Linked DNA regions of Mus musculus: all the other regions are linked to region 2. A link is a loop called in an ENCODE intact Hi-C map of the cell type or tissue named here. Cell type or tissue: heart. All regions are shown on one strand. Each heading gives the region's core, and the rest is flanking DNA. Links, peaks and the distances in the headings are about the cores only.

What was found. A loop is a pair of places that touch in the nucleus more often than their neighbours do. Peaks named below come from ENCODE experiments on the same cell type or tissue, not always from the same donor. Only the 100,000 strongest peaks of a DNase experiment are listed, where the experiment ranks them.
Region 1: it touches region 2 in a loop (3-fold over the local background); 8 of 42 quality-filtered maps call a loop at or near these places.
Region 3: it touches region 2 in a loop (2.0-fold over the local background); 8 of 42 quality-filtered maps call a loop at or near these places.

The regions. Positions count from the first base shown.
Region 1 is chr16:30,931,386-30,937,478 of GRCm38, forward strand. All of the region lies in intron 1 of Gm46565 (a long non-coding RNA gene), which reads right to left. Among named protein-coding and RNA genes, the nearest start is that of Gm46565, 18 kb to the right of the region's middle. In heart, for the core only: a CTCF peak has its summit at 1,481 (motif pointing right); DNase peaks (open chromatin) are centred at 1,606, 2,166 and 4,036; H3K27ac peaks cover 1,388 bases.
Region 2 is chr16:30,872,721-30,879,879 of GRCm38, forward strand. No RefSeq gene overlaps it. Among named protein-coding and RNA genes, the nearest start is that of Gm25375, 13 kb to the right of the region's middle. RefSeq lists an enhancer at 1-2,596. In heart, for the core only: a CTCF peak has its summit at 2,935 (motif pointing left); a DNase peak (open chromatin) is centred at 951; H3K4me3 peaks cover 720 bases; H3K27ac peaks cover 1,347 bases.
Region 3 is chr16:30,922,381-30,928,473 of GRCm38, forward strand. It overlaps Gm46565 (a long non-coding RNA gene), which reads right to left. Exons shown (of 3, transcript XR_001781996.1): 2 at 5,981-6,066. Among named protein-coding and RNA genes, the nearest start is that of Gm46565, 27 kb to the right of the region's middle. In heart, for the core only: no CTCF peak of the experiment used is centred there; a DNase peak (open chromatin) is centred at 3,351.

The DNA.
Region 1 (6,093 bases), core at 1,094-6,093, 60 kb after region 2:
TATTTAGAAAAGAGAGAAGACAAACGGCAGCTGTGTGTCCCTGCCTGAGGGGACAAAGTCTTGGTCTGTCTTCTGATATTTCTATAGGAATAAATAGTCTTGTGTTTCATTTTAAAACATTTGTTCCTTAGGATTTCTCTAGTACTTATAGACAAACTTACTTGTACATGATACCATTCCCCCAGTTTCAAACCTAATTTTTTGCAGGTGACAAGTCCAAACTACCCAAGTCAAAACCAGCCTACCTGTCCCCTGCACTATCACCACCTCGGTACATGAGGTGCAGTAGGGCTGTGTTAGCTGAGTGCCACACAGGTTTTCACAGGAGGGGCTGTGTGGGACGGTAAAACTATGCCAGGAAATTTGGTAAGGTAGAGCAGGTTGAGACCCAGAGACTCTGTGGGCACACACCTGAGGCTTAGGCACTACCCACTCCATGCCAGATTCCTGGCCTGGAATACGAGTCACACTTCTCACATAAGGAAATGTGCCCTACGGTCACATAGTCCTAAAACAGTTCTCCATGCTAATGAGGTACCTAGAGGCCCTGGGGGCTTAGCCAATAAGTTTCCCTTCCCAGACATTCCTCCCTGAAAAAGGTATTTAATCTCGGGTCCATCCTGAGAAGTGGGTAAGGTACAGTGTGCATCCATTTTCTACCATGAACAGCCAATAAACATTTTTAGAACCATGGACTGTCTCTTTCATCAAGATCCAGCGTGGTGAGCCATAAAGAAGGCTTCAACTATCAAGTCGCAGCTTAATTCTCCCGTAGAAGGCCTCTCTGTGCTTCCAGCCACAATACATGCTGTCCTCAGCCCTCGGACTCCCAACTCCATTCTCAGCTCTTCCCTGACTCCCAGCAGCGCCTGAATGTCCAAGAGTCAGAGAACCCCACAGCCCCAGACCCCTGGGCCAGCTCCAGCTTTCCCACATCTCAGACAGTGCTTTTCCACCCCCAGAGCAGAATCTCAGTGCTTCCCTACAGCCCAGCACCAGCCCCAGTGCCAGCGTGGGATAAGCACAGTCAAACTTCTGAGGTGGGTGGAACTTGGACCCGCAGGGCCGTACTAGCTGAGTGCCACACAGGTGTTCACAGGGGAGGCTGGGATAACTACTTGCCAGCACAATTGTTCTTGTGCTCACTGCTTCTGCAGAACAACCTTAAGACTGCACAAATCTCCCAGAGATGAAGGGAGGTGACTGGCTGCATCACCTGCACTCCCTTCTGCGGAGGCTTTGCTGCACCAACATTTGCTAATGCACCCTGCTTTCCTCCAGAGACGAGCCCCATAATAAAGGCATGCTGAATCCTTTTGCTGTTAATGCCTGCAGCTCTTTGCCAGAGGGATCGATTGCCCGTGAACTGAGTCTCTTCTGCTGGACATTCTGCAATGGATAGGCATCTCAGAGAAAAAGAGGAGCTTGGGTAGGTCCTTCCAGAGGAAGCCTTGGCCTGCAGAGGGCATCAAACCAGGGTGGACAGCACAGAAGGGGCCTGTCAGGATCTAGGCTCTGCACATACAGCGGGACTCAGAGCTTCAGCAGGAGAGGGCGTAGGGAGAGCTTTGCAGCCCAAGAGCCTTGGCGGGGGGAAGCCAGGACTGTGCAGGTCGAGGGAAAATTCCTGGCCAGCACTCAGTTCCCACCCCACCCAGAAGCCCAGGCAGACATCCCAGGGAGTGGCTTCAAAGCCTGACTACTCTGCCAGTTACACCATTAAGCCTCCCACCACCCCCTTGGGTTAAGCAGCAATTTCATTTTTTATGATGGAGATGGAGAATTAAAATGACTTCTTGGCTTCCTGCTATGTACGAGGAAACCTTGTTGCCCCAGATTTGCGGGATCCCGGTAGAGTAAACAAAGGATTCTCCTTTAGCTCCAAGATGGCCACTCTCATTCCCCACACTCACCTAACAGCTCTGCACTGGATTCAAAGACCACGCTCAGGACATCATGAAGAACAATGGCAGCCACTGCCTCTTTCAACTGATGAGGAGTTGGATGACCAGAGAAGGGAAGCGATCTGCCCGGGGTCAGTCAGCATCACAGCTAGAGACCCACAGCCTTCCTTCTAGAGCCTGCCCATCAGGACCTTACGGTGATGGGCGTATGACTGGTCTCATGTGCTCACCAGCCTTCCGACTCTTGTTTGTGATTGTGTCCAAAAAGGAAGCCACAGGGAGAGATGGTGACAGGCAGAGTCCTGAGCCAGCTACGGCTGAGTCCAGAGCCACAGACCTAGCAGGAAATGAAGACAACTTGGCAGGCAGGGAGAAAACTTGACTGCAGTTACACAGCCAGCGGAGGGACAGACTGTGACATACTTGAGATTGGAGAAAGTGCTTCCGTACAGAGCTAGGACTCTGTCCCCCTTGAGCTATCTTCCTTTTGGCAAGGGGCCCCTCTAGGAGGTGGTTTCTTGGCCCCTGATAGTCCTGGTTGACTTTTCAAGGCAACAACCTTGGCCTAGTTTCATCCAATGATGCCCATCTCCCCATCCTACCCAGGCCCTCTGAGTGTCCCTCTGACATCTGTGTCACCTGTCTGAGCCTCACAGAGACACACAGAATAAATGGCTTGTGTCTCGTGGGACATAATTTCCAGGGCAGTGACCATGACCATGTCTCCAAAGCTCCCTGGGTTGACTAGATCTGTAAGAAGCTGGGCTAGAAGACTCTGTTGGATGAGTGTCTTGGGTGGTGGTCCCTGCAAGGCCAGTCTTTTTTTTTTTTTTTTTTCGAGACAGGGTTTCTCTGTGTAGCCCTGGATGTCCTGGAACTCACTTTGTAGACCAGGCTGGCCTCGAACTCAGAAATTCACCTGCCTCTGCCTCCCAAGTGCTAGGATTAAAGGCATGAGCCACCACCGCCCAAGGATAGTAAATCTGCAGGGCTGTAAGAGTAGGCAGCTCCCACCAAAGATTCATCAGTTTGTGCTGTTCCTGAGGGTGAGCGGGGCTTTAAGGAGAGGCCCCTGAAGCAACTTCCAGGCCAGCCACTGACTACAGCTGCAGCCCTTCAGTGAGGATGCCCTGGGTGTCCATAAAAGGCCCTCCCACTCCCTTTTCAGGACGACCAGGTCCCTGACCTGACCCAGCCCAGCACTCCTAGATTCCCAAATGGTTCTGGCTGTTGTGATCTACGGCACACTGAAGCTGTCTTGTGTGCAACACGCTCAGTCCCACAACCCACACACTTCCCGCCTGCGCTTTGCCAACCCAATTCCCACTCCTAACCGCCCCGTCAGAATTCAAGGTCCCTTGGGCCTCTGCCTGCCCGCTGTTCTTGACAGATGTGTATTTATGTTTTTCAAACAAGAATAAAGCCAGCCACAGTAGCAACCCTAAAACAAATGAGAATCATAAGTCACCGTGAGTGTTCTCCCTGCTTGTGTCTTAAACAAGGTTCTTTGCAGGGATAATAGACACTCACTACATAGCCACAGGGGACCAGGAGAGGGACAAACCAGAGGCAGTGGGGTGTGTGTAGCACCTCTACCCCTGGCCTCTTGGCCCTCCCCACTCTTTCTTTGCCTTCCCAATGTTCTGAAATGCAGGTTGAGAGGAGGAAAGAACTCCTCAGAACAGTGAACCATACCACACACATGAAAGAGATCGCTTATTACTTTTTTATTAACTTCAGCCCACAGCTTCCTCAAAGACAGCTCCCAGGACTCCAGAATCTCAGTGCTTTTGAACACGAACTAGATTTCTCAGATTTCCTCCTCCTCAGGAAAAAAATGACAGCAACAGTAAGCTCGTAAACTCCCTGTACCGCCTCCCCGCCCAGCTCTGCTTTCGGGGAAAGCACCAGCACGGTATCTCTGCAGCCCAGAGCTCTTTAGAGACTCCAGAAAGCCTCCCGTCCGCAGCCTCCACCACTCGATGGCTCACAGATCAGTACAGTGTCTACACAACAGAATCAGGAGCTTTCAACATACCTCTCTCTGTGTTTGTACACAAGCACACTCAAGCCAGCAAGTCAGTCTGGGGCAGGCACAGCCTTTATAAGAGGCCCTCCTAGGTCGTTAACAATGCAGCTGGATGGGATCTGAAAGTCCGGAAGTAAAGGTTAGAGAAGGAATCCCTCTTGCCAGGAAAGTACCTGGCTGATAGTCCAGGAGGACCCAGAGACCTAGCACCCCACCACATGTCAACCACGGGTGGAGAGCAGCTCATTAAGGATGCTAAAGCCACCCGGAAAGGGGTTGCCAGGGAACCAGCTATCCACACCAGCTCAAACACCCTCCCCGAAGAGAACTGCAGCCATCTGCCTTGGGTTATTACATCCAGCACCACCAAGAGAGGCCACCTCAGCCAGCTGACTCTACACTGAACCTATGAAATGGAGGAGGGTCTCGCCATCAAGGTAAAATCCTCGCCTAAATGTTCCGCCCGGATGAAGAAACTGAGCTGTCAGCCATTCTACAGAGGAGCTGGGGTGGAGGACACGAGAGAAAAGGCTGTCTCCAAAGTGCCCCCTGGGGACTGCAGAAGTCTTATGGGAAGCATTGGGACCTCAGGGGCTCTCAGGAGTCACAGGCAAAAAGACAATGCTCCCCAGCCCTCATGGCTGCGGAGGGGTTTGGGGTGGGGGTGGGGTGAGGGGGGGGAGTGGGAAAGAGGGGTCACCAGTAATGTCTCTATTACTTCCAAGGGTTGTCTCAGGGTTCTCCTGTGGGGCGAACAGGGTGAAGAGGGGTGTGTCTGGGCTACTTGGCTCTGCCCTTTGAAACCAGCAGAGCTTCAGAGGCCATCTTGAGCTCCTGAGCAATCATGGCCTCCTCACTTCTCCCTACTCTCCTCAGTGTGGCTAGCCAACCCAGACCCAAGAACTCCAAGGCACGCCCACCCACCTGCTGGTCCCTCCTGACTGTTGTAGGAAGTTGCCAGAGCCATCCTTGGTCCCTCCTTCCATCCCCTTCCACGCCCCACCCCATCCTCACCCCCAAGCTTTGGGAAGAGAAACAGTCCACCTTCACGCTCAATTCGGAAGTATGGCTGGAAGGAGCCTGCCTGTTGAGGACAGGAAATGATCCGAGAAAGCTTCTGAGACGGCTCCTCATCCCTTGGTCCTCCAAACCTCTCAAGGGGCCAGAGTCTTGCCTGCTCTCTCCTCCCAGTCAAATGTAAAGCATTTAACCCCTCTAGCTTTCCCCTGTGTTCTCTGCCTGTCTCCCTCTGGGCCAGGCGCTCCTGTATCCGTGTTTACTCAGGATAACTGGTGCCTAGAGCCCACAGTGGGGGTTGGGGGTGGGCGACAAGGCTTGGGACCGAATCATTCAAATCCACATTCAAAACAGATGCCCTCTCAGGGGAGAGGAGGGGAGATGGCCCTCCACGGGGGAGGAGTTTCAGGTTAGTTCATCTTTGTCAGCTCATCCCTGACCACTGGGACTTTAATTTAAAAGGTTGGGCCTCTCTCTGGGTGGTGCTGACCTCTGACTCCCTGTGACCTCGCCACCTGTAGAATGGGAGGGAATTGGTGTAGGACAATCTGTCTCACAGTAAGCTCCTAGCTCAGCAGCAGCACCTGGGAACCTGATAGGCACATTTTCAGGTCCACTTGGGACCATGGAACCAGTATCCTTAGAGATTGGGGTCCAGCAATCTGTGTATCCACACCCCTTCAGATGACTCCAGCTTGGGACACACTGCACTAGGCCTTAGACGTGAGCCATGATGAACATTTAGACTCCATCACACCGTGCTACTGGATGTCAGGACTCTGGTCCCAGCCTTTCTGGATACTGGAAGGCACCGGGAGACTGTCCAGAGCAAGGCTTCATTTCCTGGTAGCCAACGGCAGGTCTCCTGTGTATCAGCCATGCCATCATATCCCAGGACCACACTGGAGGGCACTCCAACTGTAGAATGACTGGGGTGACAGTGTCTCTAACATCATGTACTCAGGACACCCTTGTAGCCCATAAAAATCAGAGTGGATGATTAAGTGGATGAGGGCTCCATTTCTGAGAAGCAGCTCTCCTAAAAAGCTCTGTAGTCAAAGGATTTTGAGTGTGCTAGGTAAAGAGGGAGGAGAACATAGTGGAGGGGGGGGGAAGGAGGACAAGGGGAAGAGGGGGAAGAAG
Region 2 (7,159 bases), core at 22-5,021:
CTCATGCACTCCTCCACCTTCTGTCGTGGGGCAGTGAACACTGACAGACCAGCATATAAAGGCACAGAGAAGCCCAGACCACAGTATGACGATTAGGATGGCAAGTTCAGCCTGACTGGGAGATACAGAAAACTGAAGAGCCCTTCCTTCCATGTGGGACAGGACAGGCATGTGGGACAGGACAGGCATGTGGTACAGGACAGGCATGTGGGACAAGACAGGCATGTGGGACAGGACAGACATGTTAGTCAAGAGATGCCCCATCCAAAAGCCTGCTGTGGAGCAATGGCTTTAAAGCTCTTTTATTTTGAAATCCCTTCTCCTTTTTCTTATCTTCTCTCTTCCTCTCCTCCCCACCCCCATCCCTTCTCTCTCCCTGCTACCCAGCCCCCATCCCTACCACCTCTTCTCCTTTATTGCTTAATTGAAATTTTACAGGGCCTCCAGTATATTTGGTTTGACTTACAAGTCTTACCCAGTCTCTAAAGTTGCTGTCATTTTCTGGAGAGAACATCTAAACGTTCTATTCGGATTTATCAAACCCCTCCCTCTCTTCCTTAGAGGCCCTTGATGTAGCACACTATTTTTAGACATGACTGGGAAATCTAAGACAGTTGCTTTAATTAAGGTTTTGTGCAAATAAAATACTCATTCCCTTTGTTCTTATTTTATGTGTAGTGTATGTTAGGTCAAGGAAATTTCTTTCATATTCAAAATGTGACTGACCATGTATAATTCCCAGAGTGAGGAAGAGTATATAGGCGCCCTGACAAGGTACCCGGAGGCGCGAGAAGCCTGCGACATTCTATTCACTTCACTGTTCTCACACGTTGGCTCAGATGGTCCCTCCAGGCTCCGTGGAAAAGCCTAGAAGCTTCCTCCCATCGCCAAGCTTCTGATCCTTGACGCTAACAAAAGGTTGGCTCTCAGGACCGGACAGACAACTCAGGTTGTTTCCATTTCCGGTCCCCAAGCTTTCCCCACCAAGTCCGGACTCTTCCTCTTTATGCTAGCCTAGCAGGTCACAAAGAGGCATTTGCACTTTCAGAAGCCAATTCCCCCTTTGGGGCGGAGCCAGCCCTAGAGAAAACTGTCGAGTACAACGGAGAAGAATGGAACCTATTTTTCCCATTCTCCTAGGCTCCGTGAACTTCAGGGTAATTAGACAGATGTGAAATGAATATATGGCTCTTTTTAATCCTAGGTCTTCTTAATTGCCTCAGTTGGAAGAGTCATTAATTTATGATTAACGAGATAGCTTCTGTACAAAATTCAATTACCCTGAGACGTGCCACAACCTGCTACCCAGACGCTCCGGAGTGGCTCTCGCTGTTAATCGCTCTAGGCTGGCCCTGCCGTCACGCAGCAGATGATGTGGCAGACAGAAGGACCATCCTAGAGGCCAAGCCTGGCCCGTGGTCAGAGGGAAATTAGAGAGCAGGTTAAACAGCTGGGTCTAAAGCCCAGAAGCAGCCGGGTTACGCCAGAGTGGCAGCCCAGGTCAGTAAGAGCCAGGCGGCACCCCGTGGCTCCAAAATGCCTTCTCTGCCACCAGAATCCTGCAAAAGTAACACTATAAGGTGGGAAGACAGGAAGCCTGCCTCCTGGGTTGTAGCAAGGGCTACGCATGGGAGGCCTCGGAGCTGACTCTGAGTTTTGTGCAGTTTTTCTGCACTGGCCTTGTGTTATTTGAAAGTGTGTGTGTGTGTGTGTGTGTGTGTGTGTGTGTGTGTGTGTGTGTGTGTGTGTGTTTATAAATATATTATCTTGAAGAATCCAATATACAGCATCTCCTGCCCGAGTGCATAAATGCTGACAGGCTAAGCATGTGATCTGCTCATGCCTCTTTCAGTGTATTCTAGGCCTTGATCCCAGGGCCTCAAACATCGATAGCACGTGCTCTGCCACCCAGACAAACCTACAGCCACACCTACATACCTATAACCACACCTACAGACGCACCTTCGCCATGTTTCCCTCATTTTGAACATGAAAATGAGGACTAAATTGGGCAGAAATCACAGAAGTAACAAAGTCACACCATACCCTCTGCAGCTCCGAACCCAGGCAGAGAACCAACAGCTAGTGTTTTTCTTTTCTTTTTTTCTTTTTTCTTTTTTTTTTTTTTTTTTTTTTTTTTTTTTTTTTTTTTTTTTGGTTTTTCGAGACAGGGTTTCTCTGTGTAGCCCTGGCTGTCCTGGAACTCACTTTGTAGACCAGGCTGACCTCGAAATCAGAAATCCACCTGCCTCTCTGCCTCCTGAGTGCTGGGATTAAAGGCATGTGCCACAAAGCCAGTATCAGCAGTTGCATCCAGTTAGATGAGGCTGGAGGAACTCAGGAATGCATCCATCAAGAGACAAAGGAAAGAAATGCTTTGCCTGACACAGGTAGAAGTTGTGTCCCTAATAGGTGCAGAGCCCCTGTATACCTAAAAGGTGCAGAGCCCCTTTGTACTTAATAGGTACAGAGCCCCTGTGTACCTAATAGGTGCAGAGCCCCTGGCTGTTCAGCCTTTGGGATAGCAAACTCTATTACTAGGAAACAAACCCAGGCCTTGCAATTTTCCTGCTGTTCTGGTGATCTGAGGTCTGCAGCCTTTAGAATGTAACCTACAGTCCTGTAATTGAAGAGCCAGTAAGTGGGCACCTAGGGAAGGGTGTGGGGGTGGGGCAGGCAACTGGAAAATGTGCCTGTGGGTCACCCTGAAGCTCTAAAATTCTGTGGTGCAGGGGGCGTCCGCCACCCCGCAAAGTTACTAAAACCACTGAATTATACACTTTAAATAGCTGGGTTTTATGATCTGTGAAACAGACCTCAATAAAGATGGTAATAAAAACAAAATGAAGGGAAGCCGACTCAACAAGGACACTTCTCCCAAGTGCCAGTGACCTCTTCAAGCTTCCCAGCTACCCCACTGCACAGACGACAGCTCCCTCCACAGGCCTCCTGCAGCTGCCTTCTTAACTTAACCTGCCACAGAGGGTGGGGGGGGGACACATCTTGAGAAAAGCAATGTGCAAAAAAATAAGAAGAAGAAGAGGTGGCGGGGCGAGGAGGGGGAGGAGGGAGGAGGAGGGAGAGGAAGAGGAAGGGAGGGGGAGAAGAAGAGGAAGAGGAGGAGGATGAAGAAGATGAAAAAAGATGAAGAAGGAAAAGAAGAGGAGGAGGAAGACGAGGATGAGGAGGAAAAGTTGTTTATTTGGCGCTTATATTTCAAAGTCTCTAGTCCAAATCTGTTGATCCTGTTGCTTTGGGGTTCTAGGGCTCGTCCATGGGGGCAGGACCTAGCATAGCACGCCTGGTATGCTCATAGCCACAGGGAAGCAATGAAAGGAAAGATGGGTTGAGTGCTCTCATGTCCCCTTTATGGGACATACCTCCTATATAACCCAACTTCTTCCCACTAGGCCACACCTCCGAAGTCTCAGCAGTCTCTTACAGCAGCACCACAGACCCGAGACCAAGCCTTCAACATAGCACAGCAGTTCACACTTAGAGCAATGCTGTGTCTTCCATCCAGACCAGTCCTGTGTGTCCAACTGCCCCAACGTCCTTGTCCCAACGTCACATAGGCTTGTCTGCCCCAAATGCATAAAGGCTGTGGGAGGCCTGCAGCCTAACCATGGATGGTATCACTAGGGCCTTCTAGGTTATAGAAAATCAGTGGTCCCTAAGCCCTCTACCCTCGAGAGTGTGTTTCCCTCATTGCAGACCCAGTGGATAGCACAGGGACACTTGTTTTGTGACCCCGAACTCAAGGACAGCTTCCCAAGCAGAAAATAAAAAATATATGTGTTGTGACTAACAATAAAAACAGAAAACCTTCAAGACCAATAGTGACATCACCACAGGATGGATAGCGATGCCGCTAATAACAAGGAAGCTGCTCAAAACCATTTTGTGGATGGAAAACTAGAACATTTTATTGAGCCACAAAGGCAGAACACAAAAATTTGACGGTGTGTAGGGTCCTTAACTTTTTCAGTGTGTCATTCCATCAGACTGGAAAAGGTACTACAATAGCCACAGGGACTTTTAATTTCTGTCTTTGTGTCTTTCTGTATTTTACAAGTTTCTGCAATGAGAGTATTGCTTTGTTTTACATTTATTTGCATGTATATACACGGGTGCTTTCAATATTCACGCATGTGGAAATCAGAGGACAGCTCTCAGGGGTTGGTTTTCTCCTTCTACCCTGTAGGTCCCAGGGCTTGAACGCAGGTTATCAGTCTTGGCTGCAAGCACCTTGACCACTAGTCATCTCACCAGCCCATATTATATAAAAGCCAGTCAGCCTGTAAGCCCTATCTGCCCAAGGACCAGGGAACTTCCTGGAATGCTGGGAGTGGTAGTTTTTGGAAATACTGTGGCCTTTAACGCCTTGTAACATGTGATTCATTGCCCTCACTGGGATTCCAGGAGTGGACCTGATTAGAATCCATCCAGAGTGGACAAGCTTCAAATCTGGACTTTAAAACTTGCTTCAAATTTAGCTCAAAATTGTGGAGCTGGTTTTTCGCTCACACATCTCAGGATTCACAATTTCTTAAAAAATTTTAACAGTTTCTCAAATTTTTATTTAAGGATTCTAGAAAATTACAAAGAAAGTAAAATAAAAGCAATACCACTATCTAGAAGAATAAAAATTATAGCTTATTTAGAATTTATTTTTTTAAAGCAAAGCAGCAGATTAGGTTGGCACCTGTATGTCCTCTTCTTCAGCTCTTTCCACTCTGTCTCTAGAGACAAGCACTTTCTAGATCAAACGTATGGCTAGTTCATGTTTTCAAGCTTCTATCGTATTAGTTTCATAGAACTGGGATTTTAAGTTATTTTTAAACTTGTCGACTCTTGCATGACCTTTTCCTGGAGACATGAACAAATGTGTATTTACCCCAGATAGGGTACTGTTAGGTCTCAGGAAGTGTGTATATGTCCAGAAATGAGTGTCTCAACTCAAGCTGGACTATAGATGGTGTGGTGATTTGAATAGGAATGGCCCCCATAGACGTGTATTTGAATGCTTGGCCCATAGGAAGTGGCACTATTAGGAGGTGTGGCCTTGTGGGAGGAAGTGTGTCACTGTGGGGGCGGGCTTTGGGGGGGTCTCCTATGTTCAAGTCACTTTGGCTTCCTGCTGCCTGCAGATCCAGATGTAGACGTCTATCTCCTTCTCCAGCACCACGTCTGCTTGTGTACCACTGTGTTTCCCACCATGAGGATAATGGACTAAACCGCTAAACTGTAAGCCAGCCCCAATTAAATGGTTTCCTTTATAAGAGTTGCCATAGTCGTGGTGACTCTTCACAGCCACAGAAACTCTAACACAGAAGTATTGCTAAAAATGTCTATTGTTGCATGCAGTTTTAAAAGCACTCAACCTCGGGCTGGAGAGGTGACTCAGTGGTTAAGAGCATTGACTCCTCTTCCTGAGGTCCTGAGTTCAATTCTCAGCAACCACATGGTGGCTCACAACCATCTGTAATGGGATCTGATGCCCTTTTCTGGTGTGTCTGAAGACAGCTACAGAATGCTCATATACATAAAATAAATAAAATCTTTAAAAATCTTAAAAACAAAAATACAAAAAACATGCCACCTCCTTTGCCGGGAACATGACCATCTCGCTACCAGTCCTTCCCTGCTCCCTCTTGCCTCTTTCTGGCTTAGCTCCAGGATCAGTGCCATCAGCACTCTTTCCTACCCACCTTTGTTCCTGGAGGGGTCATGTTACCAGTTCACTCCTGAGACCCTTGAATCCTCAGATAAAAGATACACACACACACACACACACACACACACACACACACACACACACACACTGTGTTACCTTTAGAACTTGCCTCTAGGCACAATTGCTGGGCGCAGATACCTCCTGCCCGAAAATTTGTGCCCTTATCAATTTATTATCTCTGTCTCTCCCTCTGCCCTAAACTTAGTGGCTTGCATCAGCTAGACCCCACCCCACACATTCAACACCCATAGCGGAGGCTGCAGGCCCTAGCTGCCCCAAGACCTGACATGACTGCTGCTTTCTTCTTGTTCTAAAGCATGATAGAAAAGTCCCCCTCTCTTTCCCTGCATCACCTTTTCCTCTTGGGACCTGGAAGTCCCACTTGAACCTTCTGTCTAGCAATTGTACACACACACACACACACACACACACACACACACACACCAGCCTTCTTTATTGACAAGTCAAGAACCAATTGGGAAACGAGACCTTAGTGACAGAACCTCCCCTTATTGTCTACAACCAGCATCCTCCAGGAATGTGTGAAATGGGTTCCTGCCTGCCAGAAAGGGACACATGACTCTCCATTGACACATCCCTGTGGTTTGTATATCAAAGCTCATGCTGGCCTGCAGGTTCCCTCAGTCCCTATTCAAAAGCACCCATTCTGTATCTCCTCTACCCTAACTATCCAGTCCCTCCCCACAGCTACTCATCCTCTTTATAACCATCCACCCCCACCTCCCCCACTCCACCCCTGCTTCCCTAGGGCTGGGCATGTCTGCTTCCTTTTCTCTCTGCTCTGGACTCTTCCAGATGCCTTTGGATGTTTTTTTCTCTCTTATCCACAATAAAACAAAACAAAAACAAACAAACAAACAAAAAACCCTACCTTCTCTCTAACCGCAAAGCAGTCATTTTGGTTGGTGGTTTCTTTACTGCACCCTCAAATGCAGGCACCAACTGGCAGATTTAAAAAAAAATTAGTTTGATAGGTGATACAAAGATTGTGGTATCACTCAAAGGCACATCCTAGCAAGGATGACAACTGACAAAAGCTACATCCCTGGTATTCCCTGGCCACCTTGTAGGCAGCTCCACTGAAGGGTGACACCTGCTCTCCTGCAATTGTTTGCCACTTATAACCTTAGAAGGGGGTGTGTACATCTTGTAAGCATCCCAAGCCTTGCCTCATTAACTTCCTAAGTCTTAGCAGCCTTCCTTCATTGGGTAGTGCTTTAATCCCAAGAAACTAGCTAAAGAATGCAAGAAACGTCATTCCGGTAGGGCAGAAGTTGTCCCTAGCAAGCTCTGGAGCTTTGCTGGGTAATCAATAATTGGATGGCCAGGCAAGTGAAGATTGCACCAACCAGGAAGGACCCCCCCCCCCCCAGCAGCCCGAAACAAACTCAAAAACAAAAC
Region 3 (6,093 bases), core at 1,094-6,093, 51 kb after region 2:
TAGGGGCACTAGCATCCCTCTGCTGCTCAGCACACAATTCAGGTATCACAATTAGGGTGCTTACAGACTGCACATGGACATCACTAGCATCCCTCCTCTGCTCTAGCATCCAGTCCAGGGTACCACATCATTAGGGTGCTTTGTGTCCCTCCATCACAAGAGTCTCTCAGTGCTGCCATCCTCCATCAGGGCTCCTCAGCCATGATTGCTCACTGGAACTTCCTGGTCAGCCAAGTCACCAGGGCCAGGAACAGAGCCAGTGCTAGTTGTACCAGAACACACACACACACACACACACACACACACACACACACCCCACCCTGCTGTGGTGGGACCAGCTGTTACTTTCTAAGGCCATTCTGAAGCTGATGCTCAGCCACCCAGAGTTGAGAGGGGCAGCTCTTAAAATCCCCATGTGTCCACTCATTCTGTCATGTGTCTCTTAGAATGGGGAAGCAGCTCTTCCTAAATTAATTTTTGATGACTCATGAATAGTGTATACATTTCTTACATCCAGCTCACTGCTGCTTTGTCAGTATCTCGCCAGATCACAGCAGCATGGCTAAAGGCTAGGCCCCCTCATAATTAATCCCTCAATATTATGCTTTTCCCTTTCTCCAGTCTTTTCCATCCCTAGAAACATTAGAAAACGGGACAGTGTCTGTTGATGATGTCAAGTAATATGTGACATTAAGCAATAAGCGTTTTTTCTTTAAAAAAATCTTAAACTGTTTCTCTACATTGTTCATGACTTGCTAAGTGTAGCTTGAATATTTTAGTAGTTTTGGGATATTTTGTGGAATGAAAATACATTAACTTAGTTATCTATGGATACATAGGATATTTCAGAGATTTTGTTCTTGAAAGTCTGGGTCATGCTATCTTGAGTACAGCATAGTAAGTCTTACAACACAGGTTTTCCCTTAATAAACATAGCTTTATTTTTTTTCTAGTACATTCTTATATTTAAAAGTGAATGCCTTTGAGTGGAGGTAGCCCATGGCCAAGTGGAAGTGGAGATATTAGGTTTCATTTTAGGTCACTACCCTATCCTCAGCCCAGACAGCTCCCCTAAATGATTCTCCAGTCGCTCCTCAGCAGCAGGTATGAGGGGATCCATTCCCCACCCCACACCTCCTGCATCACTGTCAAAGCCTGCTTCACCAAACCTCCTTTTGTCCATAGCGTGATGAATGTGATTTCATTCCTTTCCTTTGTGGTCACATGACCATCTTAATAGACCAATAAGACATCAAAGTTCAAAGAGATTCCAGTGATCATGTACCCTAACCTCGTTGCTTTAAGAACGTTTCTGTTGCATAAAAATTACATGACGTCATCACAACACAAGTTTTCATTATGTATATATCATCTCTATAGTATAGTGAACAGAAATTAAAAATTCCCCTTTGCATTCTTTTTCTCTTGCTGAGAGAAGCACTAATGTTAACAGTTGGTACATGTAGTGGCGGCTTGTGTTCTTCTGCTAATTATGTTACCCCAAAAACCTGTCTACGGTGTCCCCCACATAGGACTAAAGGAAGCCTGTCCCCAGTTGGGTTTTGACTGCTCAGTAAAGTTACCAGCAGCCAATGGCTGGACAAGGAGACAGAGGCGGGACTTCTAGGATCCCTAGGAAGGGACTGAAGAAGGATGGAGAGGGGATTGTTCTATGATGAGGGCATAGGAGACGAACCACGCAGGGAAGTTGCAGGAGGGAGAGACAGAGGACATGTAGGGAGGGAGCGGGGATGGCCCCAGGAGGACTGCCCAGCAGGGTCCAACCCCAGAGTGGATGACAACCTCCTCGAAGCCACATAGACAAAGATGGCTCTCCATAAACTCCATATCGAGTTTACCTCGAGGAAGCACATGAAACAGGGAACCTCAACAAGCAGGGTCCAGGGCAGCAAAGATGAAATGTAGATTTAGTATGTATTAACTCAGAAATATCAGAGGAGAGTGGGTGTAAGCCACATGGAGTTAGGGAGAGGCCAAGTCATTGAGCTGTTTAAGGCATTTAAAATATAAGGCTGTGTATGTGTGTTTTTCTTTTTGGGGATCCAGAACACTGGGGTGGTAGGGAGAAGTGTGCACACCCGCCAGAAAATATAGAGTGGATTAATCGCATACCACAACAGTCACTACAAAATGAGCTATTTACCACAGGTAGATTCGTGCATGTAAATACATGAATACAGTAAGCAGTGGTTTTTTTTTAAGACTTATTAAACATTTTTAAGGCTTATTTTATGTGCAGAAGAGTCTTGCCTGCATGTATATCTGTGTACCATGTGCATGTTTGGTGCCTGCCTGAAGGTGTCGGATGCCCTGGAACTGGAGTTACAGGTGGCAGTTAGCTAGAAATGGAATCCATGTCTTCTGGAAAAGCAGTAAGTGTTTTTAACCACTGAGACACCTCTCTCTGCCAGTAATGGGGTTTTAGATTATTAAAAGATATCTGTGTTTTCCTGCAGTTTGTATTTATTTTCTCTTAGCAACACATTTTAGTACCTGTTCCTTATCAGCACACACAGACTTATTCCACTGCTTCCACTACTGCATAATTTATAGCCTGAGACATATTGGTCATCTATTGCTGTGTAACAAATTCCCCTCCTGTCTCCATATTTAGTGGTGTGTACAAAAATAAAAAATGAACAGATGAAAAGTCCCTTATCTCATCCACCTTCTGAAATTGGGAATCCTGGACCAGCTTGTGCTGGTCGTTCTGGTCAGGGCCTCTGGTGACATCGTAGCTAAGCTGTGAGCAGGGACTGCGGTCATCTGAGGCTTCCCTGGGGGCTAAAGATTGGTGTATCAGATAAGATGGCTCCCTTGCACAGCTCTGGGCAGTTACCTAAGTTCTGCAGCGTGCAGACCCCTTCAGGGCTGCTCAAAGACAGTTCCCCCAGAGCAAGGGATGAGGGAGGGAGATGGAGAATAAAATGAAAGAGGAAGCCCCTGTCTCTGTGAAACCTAAACCCAGGAATGACATGTTACTCCTGCAGTGCACCACTGGGCATTCACAGCAACCCTGGATTAGGGCATGAGATGAGCAGGGCTGGGCACACCCTGAGGTGAGTGTCGCTGGAGTCTGCTTGGATGCACACAGGGGCACTGTGTTCTACTCCCCTCCCCGTGGCCGCCTTCAAGCTCTTATGCTCACAGGCAGCAACACTGTGAGCACTTGGGCATACATCTGAATGCCAGGCTCTTGTAGTACTAACTGTTGTGAGAAGTGTGATTTTGACAAGGTCATACCACTCACTCCTTCCTACAAGACCAGGACGGATGGCAACGTCAACCATCAGACTTCCAGCCTGGTCCAGTTCCAGAGCCACATATGTTTGTGGGAAGATAAACAGGAAGTAGATTGTTAGGTCCCAAACCCAGGAGAAACAGCTGAGATGTCTATTTACCATATCAAGCAGACCTGGCTGCCAGATTTTCCCAGCATCCACCAGTCTCTACCTATTACAGGGTCTTCCTGGCTGGCATACCCTGACCCCTAACCTGAATGGCTGGGTTGCCCTGCCCTATGTAATCCAGCCATTTTGGCTACTTGCACCCCCTTTTTTTCTTAGCCTTTTTTTTTTTACCCTTCCTCCTTCTTAGTCTCCTGGCCTCCCCTTCCCTCCCCTTCCTCCTCACACAGCAGGCTCAGGGTGATGTTCACTCTGGCTTCAGACGCCTCTGTCTCTGCCTTCTGCTATGCTCTCCCTCATATCTACAATAAGCTTTCTTCTCCACCTAGGAGCAGTCACGTCCTCCTCTTTCATTTCTTTTCTTCATTCCGAGATCTCAACACGTATCTTGAGATGTAGCTGATAGAAAGTCCCAATGGTTGGTTCCCAGAATGCTAACAAACCATGTAACGGCTTATCTTACCCTGTAAGTGCTAAGTCTACACTGTCCAATGGCTACGCCCACTGGTTTGTGAACACTCTAGCTGTCTTGGTTAAAAGGAAGCTGATAGAAATAAGGAATCCTCCCCAGACAGAAACTGGCATCGGACGGACTGAGTTCAGTTCTGTGGCCATGTGTAAGCCACATCTCTCCTAACACTGCTTCTGCTGTGATGTAGACGCCGTAGAAACTCCTGGTAATGTGTGCGGTCTGGCCATGGAGAGTGCAACTGCTTTTATTCTCCCTACTGAACACATATTAGTTGTCCTTCAAGCTCCTCCAGTTTCTAAAAATATATTGTGCCTGCTGAGCTCATTTTGCCTGATTTTTACCACATCCCAGATCTCTGCTTTTTATGCCAACCATTATGTTGTGGCCTGGGTTTCTTCTTGTGGATGGTTCAGATGTTTGCTGTGTGGGGTGAAATGTGATCGAAAGTCTTATGAGAGCTCCCTACTTCAGCCCAGCCTAACCTGCCTCCTGTTGGCAGGTATGGGGGGTAGTCATAAAGGCTACTGTCCCTGTAGACACAGCTTGAGTCCTCTTCATGTCACGATACACAGCTTCAAAGGGATCTGGGATAGTGGGATGGGTGGGTGGTGGGATGGGATGGGTGGGTGTTAGGATGGGTGGATGGTGGGATGGGATGAGTGGGTGGTAGGATGGGTGGATGGTGGGATGGGATGAGTGGATGGTCGGATGCATGATACAGTTTAACTGTATCAAATGAAACAGCTTTTTCACAAAGAACATTTCTGGAACATCAGAAAATTGCCTGGTCAGGGGACTTGTATAGTGTCTCCAAAGGCCCAGGTGTTCAAAGATTGTCCTTAAGGTGACACTATTGAGGGGTGGTGAAACCTTTAGGAAGTGAGGCCTAACAGAACACCATTAGGTCGCTGGGTGTGTGCCTTACGGGGGGATTATGGGACCTCCGCATCTTCCATTTCCCGTCTTGCTGTTTGCTTCCTGGCTCATAATGTAAGGAGTTTGCTATGCTCAGTGCTCCCCACTATTCCAATCCAGTGCCTCCATCAGAGACCCTAAACAATGAGGCCACTCATTTATTCAATGGAACTTCAAAACCATGAGCCAAAGCAGCCTCTCTCCTTTTTAAAGTTCCCTGTCTGATTTTGTTCTAATGGTGGAGAGCTGGCTAATATGTCCAGACTGTGACCAGGTCACAAGCTCTGGCCTGAATATGTGTGCCAATCCAAAGTTTGTGTGTTAAACCTAACACTCATTACTCTCATGCTAGGATCAAGTGGGGCTTTAGGAGGTGTCAGGTTATGAGTGTGGAGCCAATCCCCTTGCCAGACAGCCAACCTGCTAACACGTTGATCTTGAACTTTCAGACCTAGAATAGTAGGCAATGAGTATGTGTTGTTTAACAATTGCATTCAGGAGGATTTTGTTACAGCAGCCAACCAGACAGATGTAGGGGAGGTGTGGATAATTTGGACACCCAGTGGAAGAAAGCCTGGGAGCAAGGGGAAGCAGTGTTCATTGTGATGAGCGTAAGATGCCCAGGGGGCCCTCAGGGTAGGTGTCTACTGTGTGACTTTTATGAGAGAAGCTCATGACTCTTTAATAAGTGCTTTTCCCAGAAGACATTGTGAGCTTCTTAAGAGAATGTCTGGGACCTCTGCTGTCCTCTAGAGTCCAAAGGCCAGACAAGAACAAAGACATAAAAGGGTTGTGACAAGCATTTTAGAGAAGAGACGTTTCCATTTCAAACCAGAAGAGGACTAGCATTCCCCTACCTACTTCAGGCTCCTGCGAAGGCAGGAGATGTACCACAGACAGCACCAAATGTGGGTATCCCTGCACAATCCCGCCCCACACTGGCCAACAGACCTAGGAAAGACTGTGCCTCCTGGATGGGGGGAACTTGCTGCCACGATCACTCCCTCCTGAACTTGGGCAGCTACAGAAAGCTTGGACCTTTGATGGTCCAAAGGGTGATATAGACCTGGAAGGTCTGCAGCAGAAGGGTAGGGCCTGGGGTGCCCATGTGGTAGCTGGGATCTCAGCAGAGGCCTGGCCCAGCCTGGTCCCCCATGAGGCTTACCTTGAGGTTCCATACAGCGTACCCTCACTGACACAGCAGTCTCTCATTCCAAAGCATTTCACTGTGTTTCCTCAGGAAGCGTCTTGCTGAAAGATAAATGTTCTGTGTGTGAT